2 separate regions of the Homo sapiens genome follow, and region 2 is linked to region 1. A link is a loop called in an ENCODE intact Hi-C map of the cell type or tissue named here. Cell type or tissue: PC-9. All regions are shown on one strand. Links, peaks and the distances in the headings refer to the core of each region. The heading gives the core; the rest is flanking DNA.

What was found. Peaks named below come from ENCODE experiments on the same cell type or tissue, not always from the same donor. Only the 100,000 strongest peaks of a DNase experiment are listed, where the experiment ranks them.
Region 2: a loop joins it to region 1, with 4 times the contacts of the local background. A loop is called at or near these places in 4 of 110 quality-filtered maps.

The regions. Positions count from the first base shown.
Region 1 is chr1:201,554,049-201,563,938 of GRCh38, forward strand. All of the region lies in intron 1 of NAV1 (neuron navigator 1), which reads left to right. Among named protein-coding and RNA genes, the nearest start is that of NAV1, 20 kb to the left of the region's middle. In PC-9, for the core only: CTCF peaks have their summits at 5,782 (motif pointing right) and 5,983; a DNase peak (open chromatin) is centred at 5,823.
Region 2 is chr1:201,968,328-201,978,217 of GRCh38, forward strand. It overlaps TIMM17A (translocase of inner mitochondrial membrane 17A), which reads left to right. Exons shown (of 6, transcript NM_006335.3): 6 at 1,142-2,337. The coding sequence ends at 1,227. Among named protein-coding and RNA genes, the nearest start is that of SNORA70H, 5.2 kb to the right of the region's middle. RefSeq lists a silencer at 2,466-2,643. In PC-9, for the core only: CTCF peaks have their summits at 4,480 (motif pointing left) and 4,679; a DNase peak (open chromatin) is centred at 4,474.

The sequences.
Region 1 (9,890 bases), core at 809-8,808:
TCTTGCTGTAAAAGACCATAATGCCTTTTCTTCCCTCCATGGACTGGAGCTGCCTTTATCTCCTGGAGCTGGGAAGTTCAGATCATTTGTAGAGGGGCCCCTGGTTTCCCCATAAGACAGAATGTTATTCTTTAATCTGAATTGAGCTGACACGTGTTGACAGACAGGGGTGTCTGGCCCTGCATGTGGGAAACACAGGTCCACGTGCAAGACTGGAGCCTGTGGTGGGGAGACACTGGTGACCCGGAGCCAAGAAGTGACATGATGAAGCTGTTTTACCAGCAGGACGGCCCTAATGGCAGGGACCACGTCTGTTCTGTTCACCGATGGGAAGCCAGCACATAGCACAGAACCTAGCAAGCAGTGGGCATTCCATAAAGAGGTGTGGGACCAACTAATGGCTTGGAAGAGGGAGAGTTGGGCCAGCAGATGTACTGTCACGTTCCTGACATGCAAAGTCTGGGCTAGGGCGGCCCTGCTGGGGAAGGAAAGGAAGAGCCGTGGGAGAGACTTTTTACAAAGGAAAACCGAACAGGACTGGATGACTGTGGAACATGGGAGGGACACAACAGAGAGCAGAATCCAAAAGTCGTGCAGTCTTTTTGGAAGAGCACTGGACTGAAAGTTGAGTCCCTCCTGCACCTTTTGGCATATAACCTGGGTAACTCATTTAACCTGTCTCAGTCTTAGAGTCCTTATCCATCAAATGATCAGTTTGCTAGGGCTGCCATAACAAAGTACCACTAAGTGGGTGGCTTAATGAAACAGAAATCTATAGTGTCAGTTCTGGAGGGTAGAAGTCTGAAATCGAGGTGTTGGCAGGGTCATACTCCCTCTGAAATTAGTGGAGAATTTTTCCTTGCCTCTTCTAGTGTCCGGTGCTTTCCGACAATCCTTGTCATCCCTTGGTGTAGAGACACATCACTCCGATTTCTGCCTTCACCGCTGCATGGCCATCTCCTCCCTGTGGCCTTCACATCCTCTTCCCTCTGTGTATGTCTATGTCCAAATTTCCCTCTCCTTATAAATACAGCAGTCATACCAGATTAGGAGCTCACTCTACTCCAGTATGACCTCATCTTCACTAATTACTTCTTCAATGACCCTATTTCCAAATAAGGTCACATTCGGAGACACTGGGAATTAGTACTTCAATTATCTTTTTTGGTGACACAATTCAACCCATAACATGCCACCTGCCACAAGATTGAATGAGGCAATCCTTTGTCATTGTTGCAGGTAAGGCAAGAATCAGGGGAGATTTTGGCCAGAGACCTACTTTTAACATTCTATGTGACCTCGTTCAAATCTCTTCTCCTCTCTGGATCTCAGTTTCCTCATCTACAAAATGATCTGTAATGTCTTCCCTAGATGTAAATCCCACAACTCCTTGACTCTGAAGCTCTGAGGTTTTGAGTCTGGGGGCCTGGGAGAGCTGTGGAGCTACTAACAGATATGGGGAAGTCAGGAGGGTAAGCCAGTCTGGGGATCAGAAGCTTCCTCTAGGTTCCATCCCTCATTTGGGAACTCAGCCCTCTTCTCCTGGTGGCCGGGACCCTGGAAAGTCCCAAGCATCTTCTATCCCCATCCCCTGCGCCATCACCCCTACCTTAGTGAGGCTCAGAAGGAGGGAGGGCTGCTATAAATAGCACCCTGGAATCAAAAGGCCCTCTTCCTGTGCAGGAAACACAGCGGCCTAATGGAGGCAGGAAAAAGGTGTTTCCGAAAGAGAGGCCAGAAAAGGGAGGGGCAGTGGGGATTCGGGAGCCAGATGGGTTCCCGGGTGCTGGAGCAAAGGTGCTGTGAAGGGAGATGGGGGGCGGGGGGCGGGGCAGATTTAATAACAGCTTCTGGGGTACTACTTGAGGTCGGCCTATCTGGAACCCCAAGAGAACAGTCTGTGGAAAAGGCCCAAGAGGTATTTGAGTTGGGAGACTTAGGATTTCAGGTCCGAAAGTGGGGATTGAAAATGCCACATTCATTAATTCACTGATCCATTCATTCATTCACTAGATATTAGCCACAGCTTAGGACTGTCCTAGGTGCTAAGGACAAACAGTATAACGCTCTTTTATAAAAAATAGTCTGAGACCTGGAGCAGTGGCTCATGCCTGTCACTTTAGAAGGCCAAGGTGGGTAGATTGTTTGAGCCCAGGAGTTTGAGACCACCCTGGACAACATACAGAGTCCCCATCTCTACAAAAAATAAAAATAAAAAAATTAGTCGGGCATGGTGGTGGGTGTCTGTAGTCCCAGCTACTCGGGAGGCTGAGGCAGGAGACTTTCTTGAACCTGGGAGGCAGAGGTTGCAATGAGCTGAGATCGCACCACTGCACTCCAGCCTGGGGGACAGAGGAAGACCCTGTCTCAAAAAAGAAAAAAAAAAAAAGGTCTGGTAAGCAAACCAGTGATTACACCCCAGTTGTAATAGCTCAGGACAGTGGGGGGACAGTGGAGGGACTGTAACCCCTGGAGGGGCAGGAAGGGCCTCTTGGGAGGTGAATTCCTCCTCCTGGGCTTGCAGGAATTAAGTCAGGCAAAGACTGGGTTGGAGGGGAGGGAACTGGGGGGCCTTCCAGGCAAGGGGAGAAAAATACTTGGACTCTTCCCCTCTGCTGTCCTAGCCCCAACCTTAGTCCAACCTGGGCCAGCAGCAGAGGTCTAAGGACCAGCCCTGCCCCCTCCATAGAGGCTTGCCACCAGTCCTTGGGGCCCTCTCTGGAGAAATGCCCCTCTCCTCACCAGCAAAGAGCACCATCCTCCAAATGCCTGTGTGGAAAACGGGTCTCAAGTGACCTCTCAATGGAGAGCCCTAGAAAATCATTAGTGTTCCCCCTGTAAAAACAGGGGCTTAATTCTACGGGCAAATATCTCAGGCAAAAGCTCAGACCAGTAGACTCGTCTCTGGTGCAAAGGAGGAAGATGAGTCAGCCAGGGTCCCGGGAACCCTGACTCCATGATCCTGCCAGACCACAGGGCCCCCACTTAAGGCTTGGAGGGGGCTGAGATGAAAATGATCTACTGTTTCTCTTAGGAAGCCCTAGGGAAGTCCAGTTTGGTGTCAAGTTGAAGATTTCTATGCATTCCCACGGCACCAACTGTGATGGTGAAATGCCACATTTCAGCCCCAATCATTCAGCCAGATTGGATTGCAATTAGTACCTGAGGCAGGAGCCCAATGCCCTCTGAGGTGCCTGGGTGAATTTCAACTTCTGTGCTGCTCCTTTTGTGAAACAATGCAAGAGATTCTGGAAGAAAGACAAAGGGTTGGGGGATGTGCTTGTCCAATGTCCTTCAGCACAGCCCACAGGACAGCCTTCAGACGTGTCCTGAGGCTTGTGTGCCCAATCACACATGCAAGGAATTAGGGGCCTGCCTTAGGGCTTGATTCCAGGACATTTACTCCCCATGGGGAGATCACTTACAAAGCTGCACTGTGGCCCCAGAGGTTCCCCTGGGCTAGTCTTAGAGAGAATTAAAGTCAGAAACCACCCAGCCTCCCCAAAACACTTAACTACCACCTCCAAATTAGCACCGTCCTTGGCTGGTAATCAAATTCTAGGAGATAGTTCCTGATCTTCCCAGTTTTCAGGTGGGTTAACTGAGGACCGGCTTGCCCACACCACTTAGGCTAGATAGAACAAGTAATTAAAGCCCAGAAATAGCTGGCTGAGATCCAGCCTGTTTAATGTAATAATGCTGAGAAATGTCAAACGTGGTTTTGTTCCAATAGGAGTGGAAGGGATGAAGAGAGACAGGAAGAAAGCACTCTATGTAGTTTCTGGAGTTGGCTGTAGAAGGACGAAAGGACTCCTCAGGGGCTGCGGAAAGGAAGCCATCTATGTGCTGGGCGGTGACTGAGCTGTGCATGGAACCCTGCGCAAGGGGCTTGGAGGGGCAGAAAGGAGGAGGCCTGGACTCCAAAAAACAAAAACAGAAACCAGGGATAAGAATAAGGGTGAAACAGAACTGGGTTTCTATCCTGCTGCCTCTTCCTAGCTGTGCGACTTCGTGCATATTATTTATCCCCTCAATGTTTTCGTGCTTTGTAGGAGCCAAGGGAAAGCTTTCCCACCACCCTCTGAAACTTCACTGAAAATAAACTGACGATATGTAGATAAAAGGCAGATAAACTTATTTAACGTGCATAAGCTCATGGGAATCACAGGAGAATGGTCACTCCATAACCCAGTGAGGTCCAGAGGCTTATATACCCTTCTACATAGGGGAAGGGGAAATGCGGGCCATATGGCCATTTTGAAGAGTAGGCAGTGATTTTTCGGGGAAATGAATGAGCCCAGTGCTCAGATAATGGTTAGTAAATCATTCTCTTTGGGAATTGAATGGAACCAAAGAACGAACACTGGTTTGGGACAAAATTTGTCTGGGATCTAGGTGTGGTGTTTTTTGTTTGTTTGTTTTGAGATGGAATCTTGCTCTGTCGCCCAGGCTGGAGTGCAGTGGCACAATCTCGGCTCACTGCAACATCTGCCTCGCGGGTTCAAGCGATTCTCCTGTCTCAGCCTCCTGAGTAGCTGGGATTACAGGCGCACACCACCACGCTGGCTAATTTTTGTATTTTTGGTAGAGACGGGGTCTCACCACGTTGGTCAGGCTGGTCTTGAACTCCTGACCTCGTGATCCACCCGCCTCGGCCTCCCAAAGTGCTGGGATTACAGGCGTGAGCCACCGCGCCCGGCACAGGTGTGGTGTTTAATTTTCAGTCTCTTCCTCTGTGATATGAATTTTAATCTTCTATGGTTAATAAAACTTCAGGGAAGGAATCAAAAGCAATTGTGTTCCTCTTTGGGGTCTGGCTTCTAGGGAGATAAGAGAATTCCAGAGAATAGTCTCATCCTGTGCTTTGAGAAAGATGGATGATTGAGAGGCAGGAGTTGGGGTGGGGGAAGTCAGAGGTACCTTGAGTCTGCTTCTTTAGTTCAGCATGTCAAAAGGCCATATTATGGGGTATCGTTTTCTGAGCCCCAACACCTTCATCTGTAAAATGGGAATAATTTTAACCTAGCTCATTGGATAACCTTGTTCACAAGGATTGAAGGAGATAACGCGTATAACACCTTTAGCATAGCGCCAGGCATATGGAAAGGGGTTGTTGATAGCTCTTGGCCTTCTGGAGCCCGTTTCCCCTCTGTAAATTGGGGGTTATTTATGGTCCTTACGGGCCTGCCGAGAGGCTACCATGAATTGTGGTTATAAAGGGCCTGGCTATGAAATAGATGCTCAATAAATGTTTCCTGCCCTTGAGAAGCTCCCCATCCATTTGGAGAGACCAGAAGCACACCCTTGGAGGATCTGACACTGGAGACTCGCACATAAACCACCAGGAACAGTGCTCTTCCAACAGTTGCTGCTTTTAAGTCTCTTGTAGGTTGGGGGAGGCTGAGGGTCCTTAGAGTTACGACTGGGAGCAGGGTTTTGATGGAGGTGAGAAGCTTTGTCCGAGATGATGGTCGAGGTGCCATGCATGTGGGCAGAGGGCAGCAAAATTGTCCATTGAAGCACTGATCGCTGAAGCTGGAGTGTGAGGAAAGGGAAGGCCTGTTAGCCCAGAGCTGTGGAAGGATTAGCCTCCTTTCTCCTGTGCAGGTTTCATTTAGCAGCCCTTAAGAACAGTGCAGTGTCCATCCACTTCTCTTTGGACAGAACCCCGTGCCATCCGCCAATAGGTGCTTAATAAAGGCGGTGTAGAGGGATTCTGGGAAGGAGGAAGAATCTGGTTCGGCCTTTGTCTGCATGGCCTTGCATCTTCCTGTTGCCGCCACCAGAGGGTGCAGTTGCCCAGCAGAACCCAGCCCGATCCCCACGCCCTCCTCTCCTATGCAGGCAGCTCGCAGCTCTGCATCTTGTGGGCTAAGGAAGCAGGTCCCACAGGCACGTGTCCCCTCCTTCTCAGACTGGAAGAAAGTTGGGGTGAGAGGCTCAGGCTGGGGCAGTCCTGCACTGTGCGGGAAGCCAGGCAGGGTAGGGCGGCCGAGGAAGTTCAGAGGATGGGAAGAGCAGAACCGTATCTGTCTCTCTGTGTTGTGTTTGCCTCTGCCTTGCTGGGTGGTATCAAAAAACTCTCCTATTCTTGATTTAGGTTCCATCTTCTATAAACCACACCCCTCCTCAACAAAAACCAAGATTCTTGCTTTCTCTCATGTAACTTTCATTTTTTTCAGGATGTAAAACCCATTAAGGATCTTGGGTGATAGAGTATGGGACAGGCTAGAATGCTATTTGATGGCAAGAGCAAAAGGTCAATAATTTTTCAGCCTGGCTGCTGCTTCTTATGGAATCTTCTTCCCTTTGGGTTATGGACCCCTTAGCCAGCGCCAGCTTCCCCTCCACCATCAGCATATCCCTCCTGCCAGGCCAGAACAACTTGCCCCATTGAAGATCCCAAACTACTAGTGGTCTAGCCTTGGCCATCCTGGTGTGGTGACCAACAGGCAAGAGCCCAGTGACCCTGCATCCGGGGTGTTTGGGGTGCCAGAGAGAAGCAGAGGAGGAGCTGGAATTGGCAATGGACCCTAGGTTCCTTGCCAGAGCTCTTGCCCCACAGCAGGCCCTGAGAAACAGGATATTTAATGAAATCCTGTCTCCCAGTCCTTCAATGCCCAAGTCACTGTTCCCGTGGAAAGACACTGATGTTTGTACAGATGTGCATCTCTGTTGCTGCGTGGCAGCATTTTTATCTCCTGTCTCTGCAGAGCCCCTTCCCTGGGACTGAGGAGCCACAGAAGGCTTTGGGATCTGTGGATCCTTGCCATGAGCCGAGACCTCCCAGAGCTCCAGCACAATGACGGGAAGGCCAGGCTGCTATTCCAGGCCAGCCCTGGGTGCCACAAAGCAGACAGTGGGCTCAGGGAACATAGTCAGCATTTCCGTTGCATTTGCCACCACCACAGGCTTTCCAGTGGCGTGCAGCAGTCGCTACTCTTTCCACAGGTACCAGGGAGTGTGTTCATCCAGTGACTGGCTTGGGACCAACCTGGGGTGGGGCTTTGATTTCTGAACCTTTTCTCCATGAGACCCCAAGAAGCCCCTGCCTTGACCACAGCTTGCCTCTGTGGTGGGTGGGACCCCTTGCTAGTGGAGGATGGGAGCTCCTTTGTGAGTCCTTCTCTTCATTTTAAAGGGACAGAGTCGGCAGTCCCTCTTGCTGCTGGGACAGTGGGATATTGTCAGTCAATGAAGTAGTCCTAAGTGTAGTAATTTTTAGTGTTGTGAGAATGGTGATTTGCAACAGGAAACAAGAACTAGCTCCCAGCCTAAAGGGTGATGTGGGAAAAGAAGGTAAACGAATCTGCCCCATCACACATGGTGTTACGCAAAAACAGGATGTGGGAGCTGCACAGATCTGAGTTCAAATCCTGATTCTGTTACTTACTTACTTACTAGCTGGGTAACTAACCAGGGTGCTTTAGTTTCCTTGACTGTAAATGAGGTAATTGTGAGAATTAAAGAAGATTAAATCTGTATAGTAGCTGGCATATGCTAGACATTCAATAAAAGTTAGTTTCCTTCACTTCCATTATCCATGTTTCTAGATTTTTCTTCTGAGTCCTTTTTTTCTGGACATTGGAAGCTCCCCACAGATACAGAAGTTTTTCCCTATTAGGCAGTAGGCTTCCTGGGGGCAGGGTTCTGTCTCTTCCATTAGTGTAGGATCTGGTTAAGGACAAGGCTGTGTTTGGCTGTGTTCCCTACTCAGCCTGGGGCCTCCATGAGATTAGGAACTGTGCCTTGCCCATCAGCCTGGGAACTCCCTGCAGGCTGGGGCTCTGTTCCTCCATCAGATCCCCCATGTTCAGGGCCCTTAGGCAGTAAGCTTGGTCACAGCATGAGACTATCAATGGTTGGAACAAAGGCACCCAGTTAGGTTTAGGTTTGAGAATCAACCAAGGAGACCAAGGAGGTTCTGAAGGTATTTTTTATTTATTTATTCCTATTTATTTTTCGGTTTTTTTAGAGACAAGGTCTTGCTCTGTCACCCAGGCTGGAGTGCAGCGGCACCATCATAGCTCACTGCAGCCTTGAACTCCTGGGCTCAGGCGGTTCTCCCACCTTAGCCTCCTAAGTAGCTGAGACTACAGGCACACACCACCTTGCCTGGCTAATTTTTTTTTTTTTTTTTGTAGAGACAGCTGGGTTGGGAAGTCTCACTATGTTGCCTAGGCTGGTCTCGAACTCCTGGGCTCAAGTGATCCTCTGGCCTTTCAGCCCCAAAAGTGCTGGAATTACAGGCATGAGCCACCAAACCCAACCTGAAGGTATTTTTCTAAGGTCAAGTATGCCCCCCGACCTTGGGTCCTAGTTGGTAGAAAGCATTTCCGAAGTGGAGACATCTGGATGGCAGATGTGAAGTTGGCTGGGATGGGCGAAGGTCTGGAAGGCTTCAGATTCCAGGCCCCATGACTCACTCCTCCATCACAGCAACCCCTCAGCAGCTGGGCCTCCTGAGCCCTGGGCAGGACAGGGTTAGTGGGCCAGGCCCAGGTGGGCAGTGGTCCTTTGCCTTGGACACTGTATGGTCTGAAAGGATCCCGGCAGGACTGATCACTTTTGAAACTGCTTTCTGAAAGCTCCAAGCTTCCTTCTGAGTGGAGCTTAAGATATAATATTAAGCAGGTCATTCTAGGACTGTATGAGAGCAGAATGTGGCATCTCTTTCTGTTTTAGCTTGCAGGGTACTTCTAGGCGGTTGGTGCTCTCTCCTGGGCCTGGTGGATGGAAGGGAGCAGGCAGGGAGGGGTGGGGCAGGCCCTGCCTACAGAGCCTGTCAGTAGGGAACCAGTGAGTCACCAGAAGTCCAATACCTCAGTCCAGATCCTGGATGCTGTTGGATCACGGGATCTGTCTGAGCATCAGTTTCCTTTTCTGAAAAGTAGGGATGATAACAGCCTAGGACGGTGGGTGAATCAGTGAGGTAATGCACAGGAACACGCATAGTAAATAGTTTTTGCCAGAGTGGGTGGTTATGAGTATTTAGAGTGGCCTGAGCCTCCCAATTGAAATATCCTGGCCTTTTGTCAAGTCCTAAGAGAGGATGTGTGGGGGAAGCTACAGACTAATGAAGAGGTGACCGGATCGTCAGAGGGTGCAGACATGCTTAGCAAGCTGGTGGTGCGACTCAGGGCTAGCTGCCCCTGGTCACGCTCCCCCTGTGCATCCGCGGCAGCAGGAAACATTTGTCCTCAGGAAACAGCCCCTCGAAGAGCGTCCGGACGCCGGGACCCAGCCTGGATGGCAGAGGGGGCGTTAACTCGTCCCACAGGTGCCACTGACCCAACACGATTTTTTTTCTGGTGTATCTTTCTGGGAGATGTATCTTTCTGGGAGATGTTGGAACTGGGCCCAGAGAAAAGCATACGAGACCACAATCCCCAAGACACTGCTTGGTGGGGTACCCCACATGTCTGCTTCAAGTGCCACAGGTACAGCAAGGAAAGCCTGCAGGATCCCTCCACATCAGAGGTAAGGAAGAACCCAGAATCTGGAATTGGATGCCAGGAGCTTGAGTTCTGGGCCTGATATGACCACCTGGGGGCCCTTTGGCTAACACCCCACTTCTCTGAGCCTCAGTTTTCTCATCAGCAAAATGAGGGCATGGATCCCTATTTCAGTGTGTTATTGTAGGGGTAGAATGAGGTAACATGTGAAAGACCTGCGAAGGCAGAATGCTGTGGCCCTGACAAGCAGAAGCTTTGCAGGCAGGCAGATCTGGTTGGGATCCGATTCTCTTTGGACCGTAAATTCCTGGCCAGAAGTGGTGGCTCACACTTGTAATCCCAACACTTTGTGAGGCCAAGGCAGGAGAATCACATCAGCCAAAGAGTTTGAGATCAGCCTGGGCAACATAGCAAGACCCCCGTCTCTACAAGAAA
Region 2 (9,890 bases), core at 588-8,587, 410 kb after region 1:
CAGAACTGTATGTAAATGGCAACAGTGGTTTTCATCGGCTTATCTTTTTTTGGGGTTTTTTTGTTTTTGTTTGTTTTTTTTTTTTTAGACAGACTTGCTCTGTCTCGCAGGCTGGAGTGCAATGGCGCGATCTCTTCTCACTGCAACCTCCACCTCCCAGGTTCAAGTGATTCTCCTGCCTCAGCTCCTGAGTAGTTGGGATTACAGACACCCTCCACCATGCCCAGCTAATTTTCATATTTTCAGTAGAGACGGGGTTTCGCCATGTTGTCCTGACCTCAGGTGATCTGCCCGCCTCAACCTCCCAAAGTGCTGAGATTACAGGCGAGAGCCACCGCACCCGGCCCCAGCTTATCTTTTTTACCCAGTATCTTCTCAAGTTTTCTGTAATTAACAGATAGTTGCATTTATAGTGAAGTAAAAATATATGAGTGAAACACTTTGAAAACTTCAGAGAATTCTGCCACTGCCCTCTTTCTCTCTTCCTTCCAGATATTTTTTAGTCTACTTCAGTTTTTCTTAAAGGAGAAAAGATTGATTCATCCCCTAAAAGTCTTTTTTTTTTTTTTAAGCCACTTTGTTTTACTTAGTTCACAGGCTCTCCTATCCTTTGAAAATGAAAACTGCAAGACTTTGTTCTACAGTAAGCTAGGGGGTGTCTTCCCATTTCAGAGCTCATTCCCTACTTAATTGGTTATATAAATTGGATTACCAAGTTCTCTTAAAACATGACTAGGATACTTATACTTTGTGAAAATAATTTTAAATAGCTACTGAAAAATATGACAAGAAGTGGGAGAAACTCTTCTAATCTTGATATATGGCAGCTTGTTACAGCAATTGCTTTAAAAACTTGAAGTTTGCTTCTTGCTATAATTAATCCGTCTGACTTTCCTAGCATAGTGTTTGAAAACTGTTCATTCTGGAGCATAGCAAGCCAGTCTGTCATATGTTATACCAAATTTGAAGGTTCTCCAGTACTCTTATGGGAATTAGGCAGATCTATAAAGAAATTTAGGGTTATAGCTTTAATTTAGCACATTTTTTTGTTGTTGATTGATTTACTCTCTATAGAGATTTGTTCTTTTTAATAATATAATATTCAGGTGATTTTTAAATCCTTTTTATTTCTCACTTGCAGGTCCTCAGTTTGCAGAAGACCCCTCCCAGTTGCCTTCAACTCAGTTACCTTCCTCACCTTTTGGAGACTATCGACAATATCAGTAGGACTTCTTTCCTAGGATTTCTTTAACAGAACGAGTTGTGGTTCGAGAAGGATTTCAGAAGATCAAGTTACAGTCTGTTTTTAAAACCATAGGTGGGACAGCTATGGCCAATAGGCTATAAAGAGACATTTAGCACTTTTTTCTATTTAAAGGAACAAGCGGGGAAGGGTGCTAAAAGATAATACGTTTATTTATTCACACTTGAATTGCATTTGTGATCAAAATAAATGTTTAAATCGCTAAAGGAAAATACAGTAAGTGCTTGAAAGATGAAGGACCAAAAGGCCAAAAAACAGTGAAATATGATCATCATCTCCTTGCGGACTTCTCTGCCTGGTTTTGTGTGTTCTGTTATTCAAACAATAAAAAGCTGGTGGAACTTACTCTTTCTTTTAAGATAAGTTGTAGACTTCGATGTTTCATGCTCATGTACTTCAAATAATGCATGTTTTATAGTTAGTCCCTCATCACTTGAAGTGACTTCTGAGAATTATGCAGAGTCAACATGGATCATTTCACAGTGAGATGCTTTATGGATTGAAGGATATGGTAAAATGTTTATAGTTTACTTTGAAAGTAAAATATACTATGTCTTGGTTTTGAGGATATTGGATACAAAACTCTCTTCCTTTAGGGCTACTGAGTCTTGATTCCTGATCATCAGAAATTTCACCAGAAACAACTTGCTTCCAATATACCCAATTCTATATGAAGAATTCATGGAGAGTGTACTGGCACTGGAAGAGTTTAGTGTTTCTTGTATGCTTGAAAATAAAGTATGTACTGTTTTGAATGTGTTCCAAGTCCTCTGCATAAACGATGTATTTTGGGGTCTGGTTGGGCCTGGAAAATGGATGAGCACTTCAGAACAGGTCATTTTCCTGATATTGGAAGTGACATGTGGCCCTATAGGAGGCATGATGTTAGTTAATTACACATTTGCCTACATCTGTGGGAAATGGAGAACAAAGCCATGTGGGTACTGTAAACACACGTTTATCTTTTGGCCCAATGCCATACATATGGTAGGCATTTAATTACTGATTGTGTTTGGATAATTTGGGAATTTTCGACTGTGGTAAAATATACATAAAATAATACTTATTAACCATTTGTAAGTGTATAATTCAGTGGCATTGAAATACAGTCATAATGTTGTATAACAGCCACCATTATGTATACCCAAAATGTTCTCATTATCATCAACATAAACTCCGTTTTGTTTTTAGAGACAGTGTCTTACTCTGTCACCCAGGCTGGAATGCAGTGGCACAGTCATAGCTTACTGCAGCCTCGAACTCCTGGCTTCGAGCCATCCTTCTGCCTCAGCCTCCCACACCCCATGCTGGGATTACAGGCATGAGCCACCATGTCCAGCCTTCACAAACATAAACTCTGTACCTGTTAAATAATAACTTCCCATTCTTTCCTCGCCACAACCACTAGTAACCACAATTCTGCTTTCTGTCTGTGAATTTGCCTTTTCTGGGTACCTTATATAAGTGGAATCATAAAATATTTGTTTTTGTGTGTCCGTCTTAATGCACTTAGCGTGTTTTAAGGTCCATGTAGTAGCATGTAGCAAAATTTATTTTTAGGGCTGAATAATATTCCATAGTGTGCATATACTACATTTTATTTGATGATCAGTTAGGTTGTTTCTACCTTTTGGCTATTGTGAATTATGCTGCTATGAACATTGGTGTACAACTATCTGTTTCAACTCCTATTTTTGGTTCTTTTGGATATATACATAAGAGTGAGATTACCGAGTCATATGGTAGTTCTAGGTTTAACTTTTTTTTTTTTAAAGACACAAGAGTCTGGCCGGGTGCAGTGGCTCACGTCTGTAATCCCAGCACTTTGGGAGGCCAAAGCGGGCAGGTCACAAGCTCAGGAGTTCGAGACCATCCTGGCTAACACAGTGAAATCCCGTCTCTACTAAAAATACAAAAAATTAGCTGGGCGTGGTGGTGGGCGCCTGTGGTCCCAGCTACTTTGGAGGCTGAGGCAGGAGAATGGCGTGAATCCGGGAGGTGGAGCTTGCAGTGAGCCGAGATCTTGCCACTACTCCAGCCTGGGCGACAGAGCGAGACTCCGTCTCAAAAATATAAAAGAAAGTGCTGGGCGCGGTGGCACACGCCTGTAATCCCAGCACTTTGGGAGGCTGAGGAGGGTGAATCACGAGGTCAGGAGTTCGAGACCAGCCTGGCCAACATGGTGAAACCCGGTGGGTACTAAAAATACAAAAAATTAGCTGGTAATGGTGCCGGGCACCTATAATCCCAGCTATTTGGGAGGCTGAGGCAGGAGAATCACTTGAACCTGGGAGGGAAGAGGTTGTAGTGAGCCAAAATCACACCACTACACTCCAGCCTGGGCAACAGTGCAAGACTGTCTCAAAACAAAAAAGTAATCCACTATTGCATGCCAATTTGGCACAAGATGTCAGATACAAAGCAAAACAGATGGGGTATTTCTGATGGGCATTTCAACCTTAAAAGTGAGAAACTAACTTCACTATTCCAGTAAAGACCTAGGGAAAACCTCCTTCCTAATCTGCTTGTTTCTCCAGTTATTTATTTCAGTTATTAAAACAATTTAGTTTTTTTACTTTTTATCTTGAGCTCTACTCTAGTATACCAAATTTAGTTTTAGAATATTTATTAAACAGTTCAGCTGGGGATGGTGGCTCATACCCATAATCCCAGCATTTTGGGAGGCTGAAGCAGGAAGGTCGCTTGAGGTCAGGAGTTGGAGACTAGCCTGGGCTAGTGAGACGCTAGCCACAAAATGTAAATTTAGCCAGAGATAGGGTGCACACCTGTAGTACCGGCTGCTTGGGAGGCTGAGGCGGGAGGATCCCTTGAGTCTAGGTGGTCAAGCCTGTAGTGACCTATGATTATGCCACTGCACTTCAGCCTGGGCAACAGAACAAGACTCTTTTGTTTGTTTGTTTGTTTGTTTGTTTGTTTGAGATGGAGTGCTAGGATTACAGGCATGAGCCACTGCACCTGGCCAGCACTTTCTTTAAATAGAGACAGAGTTTTGCCACATTGTCAAGGCTGATCTTGAACTCCTGGACTCAATCCTCCCACCTCGGCCTCCCAAAGTGCTGGGATTACAGGCGTGAGCCACTGTGCCTGGCCGAAATAGTGGATTTCTGAATCAGGGTTTGGAAGACATGGGTACAGCTGCACCTGCTATTGAAAGTGCATCTGTTTTTCACATAGGAAATGTCTGCAAATTATGAAAGCATGGTCATAGCTCCACCCTGTGGCATGTTACTTATAGTTAAAATTAATTGTCCAAATTCTATTCAGGCTGGGCCCAGTGGCTCATGCCTGTAATGCCAGCACTTTGGGAGGCTGAGGCGGGTGGATCACTTGGGGTCGAGACTTGAGGTTTCACCTTGTTGGTCAGGCTGATCTCGAACTCCCAACCTCAGGTGATCTGCCCGCCTCCGCCTCCCAAAGTGCTGGGATTACAGGCATGAACCACCGCATCTGGCCTCAAATAATAATAATAATAAATTCTATTCAGTCTGTTAGATCATGGATGAGACCTTGTCTCTACTAAAATTCAAAAAATTTAGCTGGGCATGGTGGCATATGTTTGTAGCCCCAGCTACTCAAGGGGGCTGAGGCAGGAGGATTCCTTGATCCTGGGAAATGGAGGGAGCAGTAAGCTGAGATCGCACCACTGCACTCCGGCCTGGGCAACAGAGCAAGACCCTGTCTCAAAAACAAGAAAATTGAGGGCCGGGTGCAGTGGCTCATGCCTGTAATCCCAGCACTTTGGGAGGCCGAGGCGGGTGGATCACAAGGTCAGGAGATTGAGATCATCCTGGCTAACATAGTGAAACCCCATCTCTACTAAAAATACAAAAAATTAGCCGGGCGTGGTGGCGGGCGCCTGTAGTCCCAGCTACTTGGGAGGCTGAGGCAGGAGAATGGCGTGAACCTGGGAGGCGGAGCTTGCAGTGAGCTGAGATCGCGCCACTGCACTCCAGCTTGGGTGACAGAGCGAGAGACTCTGTCTCAAAAACAGAAACAAAACAAGAAAATTGACAATGGCTAACATCTTTAGCTAATAAGACAAATAATTATTGGATATTTTCCCTCCTTTTCCCTATGTTTGACATATTCTAGTCCTTTTCAGTGCATAAAGCTAGGAAATATGTAGTATATAATCCATGCACATAAACTTCTGTTTATTTCTGTATCTGTCCTTGTGTTATAAAACAAAAACTAAGTCCCTCCAACTTCAATCTGGCACCACAGGATTCATTCTAGCTGTCTCTCTTAGTTGTAACAGCAAGAAACCTGGCTTCTCATTATAATAATTTGCTCATTTGTTCAATCCTGGTTACATATATTTTGGACTTAGTAAATCATAGCTCTGAGAAATGGATTTGCCAGCTAGAACAGTGTTTGTACACAGTTGTTTTCAGTCTTCAGTATCTATTCAAAACATGTTCCAAAGCTATTTAATTATACTCCTTTCTCCCCCACTCTCTTCAGTGTGGTTATGCAATTCATTTGCAATGTGATTGTATTCATTTCCCCAGACTTCATTCCATCTTTCTCTCCACATCTTGGTGGATTTTTAAATTACATTCAGTAAAATTCACTATGGGGTACAGTTCAGTTAATTTTGATAAATGCTTAGAGATGGCTACCCACCACCACAGTTTCACACAGATAATCTTAAACTACAATCACATCACTCCCAAAATGTCTTCATGCTGCCTTTTTCTTTTCTTTTCTTTTCTTTCTGAGACAGGGTCTTGCTCTGTTGCCCAAGCTGGCATGCAGTGGTGTGATCAGGGCTCACTGCAGCCTTGACATCCCAGATTTGAGCAATCCTCCTGCCTCAGCCCTTTGAGTAGCTGGGACTACAAGCATGTGCCACCATGCCCAGCTAATTTTTTTTTTTTAATTTTAGTAGAGACCAGGTCTCACTATATTGCCCAGACTGGTCTCGAACTCCTGAGCTCAAGCAATCCTCCTACCTTGGGCTCCCAAAGGGCTGGTATTACTGGTGTGAGCCACTGTTCCCGGCCCATGCTGCCTTTTTATAGCCAACCCCTCTCCCTACTCCTTCCAACCCGTGGCAACTACTGGTGTGTTTTTTGTCTGTAGTTTTATCTTTTCAGTAGATAAATGGAATCTTACGACATGTAGTATTTGGATCTAGTTTCTGTCATTTAGCAAAGTGCATTTAATTCATTCATGATGGTATGTGAATCAATCATTTATTCCTTTTTATTCCATTGTGCAGATGTACTCTTGTTTATTCATCTCTTCACCAGTTGAAGGACATTGGAGTTATTTCCAATTTTTCATGATTATTCATAAAGTTGCTATAAACCTTTACTTACTGGTTTTTGTGTGAACATGTTTTCATTTATCTTGGATAAAATAAATAGGATCACTAGGTTGTAAGGCAAGTATATGTTTAATTTTATAAGAAAATGCCAAATTGTTTCCCAAATTGTATCATTTTACGCTCTCACCAGCAACCTATGAGGGTTCTGGCTGCTGTGTATCCTTGGCACTTGGTAGTGCCATTTTTTTTTTTATGTTAGCAATTCCGATAGGTGCTAGTGGTTTTAATTTTCCTTTCTCTAATGACTAATGATGTCCATCCTTTCATCTGTTTGCCATCTGTGTGTCTTTTTTAGTGATGTGTCTGTTCAAATCTTTCATGCTTTTGTTTTTGTTTTGTTTTGTTTTGAGACAGGGTCTGGCTCTATCACCCATGCTGGAGCATTGGTGCAGTGGTATAATCTTGGCTCCCGCCTGCAACTTCCACCTCCTGGGCTCAAGCAATCCTTCCCGCTCAGCCTCCTGAGTAGCTGGGACTACAGACACATGCCACCAAGCTTGGCTAATTTTTGTACTTTTTTGTAGAGACAGGTTTTCACCATGTTGCCTAGGCTGGTCTTGAACTCCTAAACTCAAGCCATCTGCCCGCCTCGGCCTCCCAAAATGCTGGGATCACAGGCCGGGCATGGTGGCTCACGCCTTTAATCCTAGCACTTTGGGAGGTCGAGATGGGCGGATCACTTGAGGTCAGGAGTTTGAAACCAGCCTGGCCAACATGGTGAAACACTGTCTCTACTAAAAATACAAAAAAAATTAGCCAGGCGTGGTGGTGGGCACCTGTAATCCTAGCTACTTGGGAGGCTGAGGCAGGAGAATTGCTTGAACCCGGGAGGCGGAGGTTGCAGTGAGCCGAGATGGCACCACCGCACTCCAGCCTGGGTGATAGAGTGAAACCCCGTCTCAAAAAAAAAAAAAAAAAGTGCTGGGATTACAGGCATGAGCCACCACACCCAGCCACATTTTTAAATTGTTTTTCTTACTGTTTAGTTCTGAGAGTTCTTTATATATTGTGATATAAGTCCATTGTAAGACATGTGACCCGCAATTATTTTTTGTACATTTGTCAAAAGTCTGTTTCTTGAATCTCTATTCTGTCCCATTGATGTATGTGTCTACCTTTCATCAGGGTCACACCATTGCTTTATAGTAAGTTTTGAAATGAGTATGAGTCTTCCAATTTTGTTTATTTTTTCAACATCATTTTGGCTATTCTAGTTTCTTTGCCTGTCCCTATAAATTTTATAATTAGATTGTTGTTATCTACGAAAAATCCTGCTGGGGTTTTTATTGGGATTGAGTTTTATCTGTGTTTTGCAATTTTAGCATATAGTCCTGCATATAATTTGTTATATTTAAACCTCAATATTTCATTTTAGGAAATGCTTTGTAAATAGTATTGGGTTTTTTGGTGGTTTTTTGTTGTTGTTGTTGTTTTTGTGGGGGTTTTTTTGTTTTTATTTTTTTAGACCTAGTCTCGCTCTTCGCTCAGACTGGGGTGTGCAGTGGTGTGATCTTGGCTCACTGCAACCTCCACCTCCTGTGTTCAAGCGATTCTCCTGCCTCAGCCTCATGAATAGCTGAGATTACAGGCACCTGCCACTGCACCTGGGTAATTTTTGTATTTTTAGTAAAGATGGGGGTTCACCATGTTGGCCAGGCTGGTCTCAAACTCCTGACCTCAGGTGATCCACCCGCCTCGGCCTCCCAAAGTGCTGGGATTATAGGCATGAACCACTGTGCCCAGCCTGGTATCGGTTTTTAAATTTCAAATTTCATTGTTCATTACTAGTAAATAGAAATACAGGCTGGGTGCAGTGGCTCACGCCTGTAATCCTAGCACTTTAGGAGGCTGAGATGGGTGGATCACTTGAGGCCAGGAGTTAGAAAGGCACCCAGCCTGGCCAACATGGTGAAACCCCGTCTTTACTAAAAAATACAAAAATTAGCCAGGCATGGTGGCACATGCCTGTAGTCCCAGCTACTCTGAAGGCTGAGGCACAGGAATTGCTTGAACCCTGGAGGTGTAGATTGCAGTGAGCCGAGATCATGCCCCTGCACTCCAGCCTGGACAACAGAGCAAGACCCTGTCTCAAAAAAAAAAAAAAAAAAAAAGGCCAGGTGCAGTGATTCACACCTGTAATCCCAGCACTTTGGGAGGCAGAGGAAGGTGGATCACCTGAGGTCAGGAGTTCGAGACCAGCCTGGCCAACATGGCGAAACCCCATCTCTACTAAAAATACAAAAATTAGCTGGGCGTGGTGGCACGCACCTGTAATCCCAGCTACTTGGGAGGCTGAGGCAGGAGAATGGCTTGAAGCAGGAGAATGGCTTGAACCTGGGAGGTAGAGGTTGCAGTGAGCCAAGATTGTGCCACTGCACTCCATCTTGGGTGACAGAGCAAGATTCCATCTCTAAAAAAAAAAAAAAAAAAAAAAAGTATTCCCTGATCTGTTAATTACTTTAATTACTGGGAGAGGCATGTAACGTTTCTTACTCTGTTGGTGAATTTGTCCATTTTCCCTTGTGTTCTGTTAATTTTTTTATTTTTTGATACAGGGTCTTGCTCTGTTGCCCAGGCTGGAGTGCAGTGGCATGATCTCGGCTCACTGCAGCCTTGATCTCCTGGGCTCAAGTGATCCTCCTACCTCAGCCTCCCAAGTAACTGGGACCACATGTATGCACCACCATGCCCAGCTAATTTTTGTATTTTTCTTAGAGACAGGGGTTCACCACGTTGGCCAGGCTGGTCTCAAAATCCTGAGTTTAAGCAATCCACCTGCCTCGGCCTCTCAAAGTGCTGGGATTATAGGCATCAGCCATTGCGCTCAGCCAATTTTTATTTTATTTGTTTTGAGACTGTATTATTAGACAGATAATACTCCAACATGTGAGCTAGAACATTAACAAGCAATTTATACCTAGGTATTTGTGAACTATACCTAGGTATTTGTGAATTATACCTAGGTATTTGTGAACTACTTACCATCCCAGGTTTCTGCCTCCTCGATTTGAAGTAATAATATCCTGTCTTACTCTTTCTTTTCCTTTTTTTTTTTTTCAGACAAAGTCTCACTCTGTTGCCCAGGCTGGAGTGCAGTGGCACAATCTCAGCTCACTGCAACCTCCGCCTCCCGGGTTCATGTGATTCTCCTGCCTCAGCCTCCTGAGTAGCTGGGATTACCGCCACCACACCGGGCTAATTTTTATATTTTTAGTAAAGATGGGGTTTCACCATGTTGGCCAGGCTGGTCTCAAACTCCTGATCTCAGGTGAT